2 separate regions of the Homo sapiens genome follow, and region 1 is linked to region 2. A link is an interaction called in ENCODE POLR2A ChIA-PET data of the cell type or tissue named here. Cell type or tissue: Panc1. All regions are shown on one strand.

What was found. ChIA-PET counts read pairs that join two places held together with the same protein. Peaks named below come from ENCODE experiments on the same cell type or tissue, not always from the same donor. Only the 100,000 strongest peaks of a DNase experiment are listed, where the experiment ranks them.
Region 1: POLR2A ChIA-PET joins it to region 2 with 14 read pairs; 2 of 35 experiments call an interaction of 5 or more read pairs at or near these places.

Annotation. Positions count from the first base shown.
Region 1 is chr2:138,766,339-138,771,338 of GRCh38, reverse strand. All of the region lies in intron 1 of NXPH2 (neurexophilin 2), which reads left to right. Among named protein-coding and RNA genes, the nearest start is that of NXPH2, 12 kb to the left of the region's middle. In Panc1, no CTCF peak of the experiment used is centred here; no DNase peak of the experiment used is centred here; H3K27ac peaks cover 358 bases.
Region 2 is chr2:137,953,063-137,958,062 of GRCh38, reverse strand. No RefSeq gene overlaps it. Among named protein-coding and RNA genes, the nearest start is that of HNMT, 8.9 kb to the left of the region's middle. In Panc1, no CTCF peak of the experiment used is centred here; no DNase peak of the experiment used is centred here; H3K4me3 peaks cover 137 bases; H3K27ac peaks cover 484 bases.

The sequences.
Region 1 (5,000 bases), 810 kb before region 2:
ATTATATCATGCACAGTACCATGTTCTGTAACAAGCTTTTTTAATGCAATAGCATATTTTGGCTACTTTGATAGAGCAACTTATATTTTTAAAGATTCACTGTATTTCATGGCATTGATATGCCATAATATATTTAATCTTTCTAATTAATATTTAAATTGTTTTGAATTCTTTAATATAGTTGTAAGTATACCTGTAACACAAATTCCTAGAATTGAAAATGTTGGTTCAATTGAGAATGTATATATTGAATTTTGATAATTATAAATGTTTTCTGAAATGATTGTACCAATATAAGGTATTACATTGTATGTGCATGCCTGTATCACACTACCTGAATACTGGTATTTAAAAAAAAATTTTTGACAATCTATTAAAGGAAAGTACTTCATTGTTTTTAACATGTATTGTATACTGTATTACTTATCAGGTATATAAAGCATGTTTTCACATTTAATAACCATTTGTATTTCTTATTTTGTGAATTGCCTTTTTAAGTAATTTCCTGTGTTTCAGTTTTTTACAGCCTTTAAATTTTATAGTTTCTTTTTAATATTGCTCACGCACAATTGTTCTTTATTATTCCTGAATATCTGGTACATTATTAGGTTGTTATGGATATCTTTTTTATGGCTGACATTTTAAAATTCATTTTTGCTGGAATGTAAGGAAAACTATTTATTTTTGTATGTTTATGTTTGTATCTGTTCTATTTCTGAACTCAGTTATTAGTTGTAATATTTTTTATTTGATTCCCCTGGATTTTATGTCTAGACAATCATATCATCTGCAAATAATCTTATATTTGACTCTTTTTATTGAACATTATGTCTCATATTAAAATTTACTCTCCTAGAGAACTGTATAGAATCTTCAAAATATTATTGAATAATTCTGAAATTAAGCATGTTCTCATGTTTCCAACTTTAACATAAACTTTACTAAGTATGAAGTTTATTATTTGTTAATTTTTATTTTTATTTTATGTATGTGTTTTTAGCATTTTATTTAGATACACTGGCTATATTCATAAATGAAATATAACTAAAGTGAAACATGCCAGATTTTTGTATAAAGATTATGGTGGGATTAGAATTAAAAAGACTTCTATGTTTTCCCCCTCACTTCTGGAAAGAGTTAAAATATTTGAGAATTGCTTTTTCTTTGGCAGTTTGTTGGGAATCATTCTAATCCATTTGGGCCTTTTTGTTTTGGGAAAAGAAGTCTTTTATAAACTTTTTATTTCCTTTATGACTACTTACCACTCAGGTTTTTTCCTCAACCAACCCTTATTGAATCCCTTTTATTAACTTTAAAATTATGCATGTTTCTGTATCCTTAAATTTGTTTCACATAAAATTATATATACTATAACCTTAATTTTTAAAAACTTACTGCACACTGTGAATTTGCGCCCTGTTTTGCCCTCGAGTTTGTATTATATTAATTGTTTTGTAAGAATGGTAGCTAGGGGAGTGCCTTCATTTTCTTTCTATGTTTAACAGCATAAATAGAAGACTTGAGGGGCAAATTTCATAGATAAGTTACTAAGAGGTCCAAACTGAATGGAGCCTCAGGGTAAGGGGTGAGCATCCAAAACCCCACGAGCTTTGTGCTCAGGGGAGCCTCCTGGTAGCTGCCTTGGTGCCAGTTTCACGCCTAAATCCTGCTGCACTAAGCTGGGTGGTGGGAATTGGGTGCACATGGGGAAAAAACTTCAGTGTCCTGCCTGCGTGTGGTTCTCCTTTGCCTTTGTTTGGTTACAGCCTGCTCAGCATGCTTGACTTTTCCATTATTTTGATTTACTCTTCTTTGTGTCTTCTGGGGATTCTGATTTTATGGACTCTTTTGGCATCCTTTTCTCTTTCTAGCACTCTTATGCATTTATTCTTGTTTTTGCATTTCTAGTTCTTTTCACTGGGATTTTTGGAGGGAGGCAAGTGCATGCATTCTTTCAGCTTCCTTCATTGCAACTGGAAATCTTGTAGTCATTTTTGGCTCATCTTTCCTCATCCCCTATAATAACCATTCAGTCACACAATCCTATGAAATTTCCTTCCAAGTCCCATTGTAAACTCTCTTCCTCTCCATCCCCAGCCATGTCATCACTATCACAGCCTCCTCACTGGTGTATCTTATTCCAACATGAGCCTTTTTAATTCATCCCACATATCACAGAATCATCTTTCTTAAATTCTCCTTTGATTTACTATACCACTACACTATTAAGAGTGAGATTGCGATTCTCTTTTTCTGAACACAGTGAGTCTAAATTCTTATTCCTGGCTTTCCCAGACTTAAATCTCTCCTCCAATATTTATCACATACTCTTAACTGCGACGGGGCCTGTATGTTCAATGCTCCATGAATATTTCAGAGTGGAGGGAAAAGCGTAGGTTTTGATGTCAGGCTGACTTGGATTCTGGTACTTCCTCTGGCATCTTGGACAAGCTAATAAATCTACTAAATCTGTTTCTTTCCTTATAAAATAATGGTAGTTATTAGCTATCTCAGAGGGCTTTGCTAATTACTTACAAAAAATGTAAAATACCTGGCCCATAACATTAGCTTAACAAATGACAGTTTCCTTTCCATCTGTATTAACTTAGGGTCTTTGTGCACAAGCAACAGAAACTGATTCTGACTAACTTAAGCAGAGAAGAAATTATTAAAATGGGGCAGCTCACAGAAAGGGTATGAACCAGGCATGTCTAGAACAGAATCCAGGGTTTGTGTGTCAGGAAATTGTCAATTAGCCAAGATAATGAATAAATGCCAACCATTTTTTCCCTGTCTCTACAATCCTTGCTTCACTTCATTTAAGATGCTGTGTTCTGGTTGAGAAAGCCTGGTTGGTTTGGGTCATACGCCTTAGCTTGAGAAGGGCAGGGCACTTTGATGAAGAGTTCTGCATATCCTAGGGAATCCACAATAGATATTCCCCTTAGAAAACTTGTGGTTAGCACTCTCACTAAAGAAGGAGCTCTATTAGAGAAAGAGACCCAAACAACTACAGAGAAGACCCATTCCAGCTGTTCATATTAATCCACATGATCTCCACTCATAAATAGTCATAGATAACCAGAGATCACCAGACACTTAAGAGAAATCATCAGGAAAAAAAGGACAAAGAGAAAACAGAACAACTTACCTTGGAGGCAAGCAATAATACAAAGAACTAATTATAATTTTTAAAATGCCCAATTAGTATTCTCAGAGAGTCAAAAAGATATTGTATCCTGAAAATAAGAACAGGTTGCTATGAAGAAAGATCAACTGGGGAACAATAAATAATTATTAGAAACGAAATTTATAACTGACAAAATAAAAAGTTAAGGAGAAGGCTGAAAATAATAGAGATAATAAAGAACATACTGGTGAACTACAAGGTATAGCCATGGAAATCTCCCATGGAAGAGAGCAAAAAAACCAAAATGGAAAATATGAGAGAAGTGTGAAGAGACACAGAGGATAAATCCAGAAAATCCAGTGAAGAGCTCCAGAAAAAGAGGACAGAGGCAATGAGAGGAAGGACATGGTCAAAGACACAGTGTTGAATAGCCTGACTTAAAAATAACAAATTGGTGAAATTTCCATGCTCAAATGAAAAATCAGAAAATTCTAAAAGCTTTCAGAAAAACAAGATAGATTACTTAGGAAAAAAACGTTTTATCTTATTAACAACAAAATAATATCTTTACAGTTTGTAGGGTAGGAGATATTGAATCAATAGTCAAATTATCAATCAAATATGAAGGACAGAAGAGGAAAAAAATAGAGAAGGTAAAAATGATTAGGTGCAGCAAACCACCATGGCACATGTATACCTATGTAACAAACCTGCATGTTCTGCACATGTATCTCAGAACTTAAAATAAAAAAAATGGTATTTGGGGGCATGCAAGGGTCTCAGGGGAGCTACTGCTCTCTCCATTTGGGGAAATCCTCAAAGAGGTGCTGCAAAGCAAGAGAGAGATAGAGCAAAGGGATGATGAGGCACACAGTTGCACTCCAGTCTGAGTGTGACTCAGTCTCTGCTCCTGGGAAAGCATGGGGTTCCATTTCCTTCTGTGGTCAGGCCACACTGTGACTCTATAGGGGGTTCCACTGAAGGGTTCCACTGACGTTATATCAGCTTCATAAGTGCTATTTATTATTTTGCTGTTTTTGAAATGGATTTATATTCAAAGCATGAAAGATTTAGATATTGCTTAAGAACAGAGTATAATATAATAAATATTGATGAACTAAAATCATAAAAATTTGGAGGTGAAGGTAATACAAGAGGTAAAAGTGGGCAAGCATGCCAGGTTCCTTATCTTACATAGTAAGAAGTTAATAGAAGCCATCTAATATTAATAAATTAAGAAATAGATGCAAAGTCTTAAAAGTTACCAAATACTGGAAGAATTAAAAATGACACAATCAACAAAAATCAGTATGCATCTTTGTTTACTTTGTGCTTTCATTTCTTCTACAATTTAAATAAATTAGAAAATAAATTTAAAATTAGCATGTGGAAAAAGCATTTTGACCTTAATGTATATTTTGTGTTTTGTATTTGACCTCAAAATATGCTTCTTTTTTCATAGTGCTTTTGATAAATGTTTATTACTCCGTAAATTTCAAAATGAAGGTGGTCTTTTCAGCAGGGAGAGCTGTCCAGCAGTGGTAAAGTCATGCTCCTGTGGCCATGAGTTGACTTCTGGAAGTGGGAAAGCAGAGGCCATCTGCTGGATCATGCTGTAGGGCAGGGTGTACCAACCTCAGAACTGTTGTCATTTTGAGCCAAATAGTTTCTCGTTGTTGGGAGCCATCCTGTGCATTGTAGGATGCTTAATAACACATCTGGCTCCTACCCAGATGCGAGTAGCACCTTCTCCCACTTGTACAACCAAAAAAAGTCTCCAGACATTGACAAATGTCCCCTGGGGAGCAAAAACAGCCCAGTTGAGACCTGGAGTGGGTGAGAAACCTGCCATAGGTGATTTCTGGCTATG
Region 2 (5,000 bases):
TCTTTAAGTTTTCTTGAAGTTCTAGTTAAATGCCTTCCATCTTTTAAAAAGATAAATTTTTGTGGGCTTGTGAAACTAAAAGTAGTTGTATATATATTCATAGCTAGTAGAGCCACTGTATCTAAAGATTGTCAATAAATCATAAATGATAACCTAAAGATAGTCTCTGGGTAAGCAGCCCCTTGACATCGTGTTATTAGGCAAATTTACCAATGTGAGTTGCTTAAGGTCACACAGCTGGTAATAATGCCATGTATCTTGTTACTATTAATGACTTAGTTGTTTCAATTATGCTTTATTAATGTGGAGTTTATAATAGTTTTGTTTTAATTAACTTAAGAAAGGAAAGGCCCAAAATACCCAATCAGGGACAAACCAAACCATCTTGTGATAGAGACAAAATACTTGGAGGATAATTAATTGAGAAGGAAGAGAGCAGATGGACAGACAAATCCTGTTAAAAGACATAAAGAGTAATCAGTGAAATTCTAGCGATATAAAGCTATTTTGAAATATTTAAGGATGTGAACAAAGAATAAGGCACAACAAAAAAGAAAGAGTCTGTGAACTAACTTTCCTTTTAATAATCAAAAAAAATTTTGTCACCTTGAAAGTACTAGATCTCCTCTCAAAGGTAAAGGTCAGTAAGTATTTAGAACCTGGAAAATTAGCAAGAACTGGACAGCTATCAAAACAAAAAATCAAACCAAAATCCAATAATACAATTCATGAAATGAGCTTTTGTCTTACTGTCCATGTTACAGATGATGCAATCTTCAGTGACTACCGTAAGGGGTAGCACCAGTGTGGAGGTGGGGATCTGGTGAAGGGAAAAGCTTCATGTAAAAGGAATTTTATAAACAGAGGGGTTGTGGTAAGCAAACTTCTCTGGCATCTGGTGAAGAAGTATGTGCTCAATATACCAAAAAATTGCTCAATATACCAAAAAATATAGTCTATCAAATCCCAGGACTAGAACATTCTCCTGGGCTAGAACATTCTCCTGTCTGAGATGCCTTGTAATATGATTTGGCTGAGCCTTATTTTCTCACCTGTGAAATAGAGATAATAATTCCTACCTCATAAAAATTTGTGAGGATTAAAAGAAATAATGTGTATCAGGTTTTCAGCCTAGTGCCTGGCATATAATAAACTCTCTGGTGTGAGGTTGACATCTTTAACTTTCAGTTCCTTCATTTATGGGATGAACACAATAATGCTGTATTAGTCAGGTTTCAATACAAGTGGCAAAATCTCTGTCCAGGATTCCAGAGATAATTTTTAATATGGGTAGCTCATGATAAAGGTGTTGGAAGAACTGAAAAGCAAACAAGGAAGGTGAGCAAGTCCTCAAGGCAGGATGCCCTTGCCACCTGTACCACCTGTAGGAGCAGGTGTTACCAAAGTTCTGGAGCTCAAGCTGCATAGTGGGAGGTAGAACAAGCGCTCTTGAGGATGCTGCCTGAAACATCAGGACATGGGCAAAAGTACCCAGTGTCTCCTCTTCCTGACCCCTCATCTCTACCAATTTTCCCACTTTACTAAAACTAGCTGAAAACCAGTTGGCAAGGAAGTATGGGTGATATAACTTGTAGGATTCAACTTTTTGAAGTACCTAGTAGAGGATGGGAAGGACCAGAAATGTATCTAGCATCAAACAGTCAATAACCAGAACAAGTGCCTACTATAGTAAATTAATTTGTTGTGAGTGGAAAAAGAAAAAGAAAAAAAAGCATAAAGCAAAATACCTAGAATGTATTAAGTACTCACTGAATGCCAGATAAAATAGTGAAAACAAAAGGTGTCTATTGTGATAGCTACAGGTCAATGAGAGCTAGTACTCATGAACTCTTAAAGAAGACTGACTTTGTTTGATGAGGGTATTTGGCTGAAAACTATTTCTTGGGAATGTATCAGGGTTTTGGGAAACTCATCAGCGGGCACCTGATAATGGGAGGTCATTAGGAGTCCCATGATGATGGGATTCCTTTTCAGATCTGAGAATTTCAGAGCTGTCTGTCCCTTTCTCCTCCTGTGCTCGCTGGGGGTCAGAAGATGGACTAATGGGCGACTCCCGCTCCTGCTTCTCTCCATGTTACACTGCTTACTAACTCCCTGTGTGACTTTGAGCAAGCACTTAATTCAGTTGCCTTGAATTTCTTCAGATGTAGAGAACTAGATGCCATCATTCATTTCCAGTTCTAAAATTCTAAGACTACTTGAGTTTACACCTGTTAATCAGAGACACGGCTCATATTTCAGGCTTGAATTAGGATGCCATTTGTAAGACATTTGGCACTCGATGTGTCTCATTCTCTGACTCTTTGGTGCTCCTCCTTCCCTAATACAAATTCAAAGCTACTTTGCATTTCTAAGCATAGATTATACCATTGTGATGCACTAACAATTTGGAAAACATAAGGGGATCAAAGTAATTACCCATATGTTCTCAGGCAGTAGAAAATAATTAAAGTCTGTTTATAAATATGGCTAATTAAAAACAAAATGCATATGAATTCAATGTTTATTTTATTATTTCCTACATAGGACTCTAAGAGTTGTTGTTGTTGTTGTTGTTGTCTTTAAAGACAGGGTCTCACTCAGTCACCCAGGCTGGAGTACAGTGGCACAATCACCACACACTGCAGCCTTGAACTCCTGGGCTCAAGCAATCCCCTTGCCTAAGCCTCCCAAGTATCTAGGACTACAGGCATAAGACACCATGCCTGGCTACTTTAAGTTTTTTTTTTTTTTTTTTTTGTAGCATTGGGAAGTCTCACTCTGTTGCCCAGTCTGGTCTTGAACTCCTGGCCTCAAGCAATCCTCCTGCGTCGGCCTCCCAAAGCAGTTGTTTTTAAATATAGTCAATGCCTATAGAAGAAGTAGCTCCCAGGATGTTGTATAATCAGACATTATACATGGGGTGTCAGTCAGCTCAAGTAGCTCAGAGATGATCTCTGGTAAAATACATTCCAGAGTTATCAATTTGGCACACATTTTGTGCCATCAACTGAAATTTGTAGTTAATAAACACATGGTTAAAAACAGAGGCATAATGTTCCCAAAAGTGTATTTAAAGACTCTCTGCTCTACTACTCCAAATTAATACTTCCACTGGTCCAGTTCTAGCAGCAGTGAAATGCAGATTGGGTCAAAGATGGTGAAGGTTTATGGAGATTAACTCAATAATTTTTGAAAATTTGCTATTTGATAATTCTGAATTGATCTGTAGATGATCTTGTCTCCAAAACTCCATACTACTAAAACAAACAAAAAAGGAAGTAAAGACAATTTTTAAAAGTACAGTGATTTTTGCCTCTCACAAGTGTATGTTCTGTTTTATACTGTGTTTCTAGTTATGGTGCCTAATGAAATGCTGGTTGAAATTGTGACAGGCCAGGTCTCACTAATGCAGGCCTCCATAACAACTGTTTCAGTACTGACTGAGTGGTTAAGTTAAATATTAAAAGTCAGTACCCTTATATAAAGGCTGGAATGTAACAAATGCCCACCAAGAGTTTTGCTTAGGCCTTTCCTGGGCCTTAAAACATGACAAAATAACAAAGGAACTCTTAACAGAACCTATTCAGGATTAAACAAGTTTTACTGTGGGTCTGAAGCAACTCCCCAGGCCTCCACAAACAAGTTTATTGGAGGTCTGTGGGAACTCCCCAAACCTCCATGATTTAGCAGGAGACAAGATAAGGGTAATCACCCCAGCACCTGGACCCATTTACATGAAGTAAATTTACTGAGGCTCCAGAGGAAGGTCTTCAGGACTTAGGCCTTAGTTACGGATTAAAAGAAGTTATTCACTTACAACATTAGATGAATGCACACTTACATGTAGACATATAGCTTAGAAGGTATATAAGCTCTGAAAAACTTTGTAATTTTGAGTTGGTCTGGTGATCCAGGCCTTCTCCCTGTGACTGGTTACAGAAATAAAAACTCTGTTTCTCCCCAATTCATCTGCATCTTGTTATTGGCGCGCAAGGGATAGCTGCCCGACCCTCAGTTTGGACCAGGAACAAAATGTCAAAGTTGATTAAAACTTTTCACAGTACATATTTGGTCTTTTACTAGTCAGATAAACAGTGAAAAGCTCATGTTTTTCATAATATTGCTGCTAGAATCATTTTTCTAAGTTTCATTTTTATCACCTTTTTATCTCTAGTCAGGATAGGAAATTAATGCATATTGGAATTGAATTTGTTTGGGGAATTCGTTTTGTTTAATTTGTTTTAAAATACTAACTGCAATCCAGTATTGAAAGGAGATATAGCTCAAACTTCTTAATAGCCATATCCAGGGAGACTTCCATAGTGAAAATGTGAGCCGAAAGTAGATATTGATGATATTCAAGAAAATAATTTCAGTAAATTTGGAATGAGCCAAAATTATGTATGAAAACTCAACTTGAAATTAGAATTCAAAGCAAGATCCCCATGAATAGAGGATGTTGCAGCTTGCTGCTAGGTGGCAGACAGAGGGAAGAATAAATGAGCTCCAGCTTTTGAGAAATTTAATTAAAAATTATATCAAATCTGGGATTCTCCTGAAAGAATTTGTACTTACTTTAATAAAGGTTGTTTCTCATGGAGAAGCAATTTTAATTTTAGACCAGTGTTGCAATTCTGTGCTAAAAATGGCCTTTCTATGAGATCTTGTTCATTTTTGCAAACACAATATATCCTCCCTACCCTCAGGACCTTCCTTTAGCACCCAGACGGAAGAGCATTTGCCAAAATAATGATAGGAATGCTCTGAAGACAACAGCTCTTCTCTAAACTTTATTACTATAAGTACATACGACAAAAATCCAGACCACAGGCAATACTGAGGTAAGAGGTAAATCACATCTGCTGCTCAGGTAAAAAATTTTCATTTCAAATTTTTAAATTCCAAGAGAGAACCAGAGAAGATCAGTGACTTTCAGGGGTTAAGGGCTGTGGGAGGGTGAGCTACAAAGGAACAGCAAGAGGGAGTTTGTATGGAGA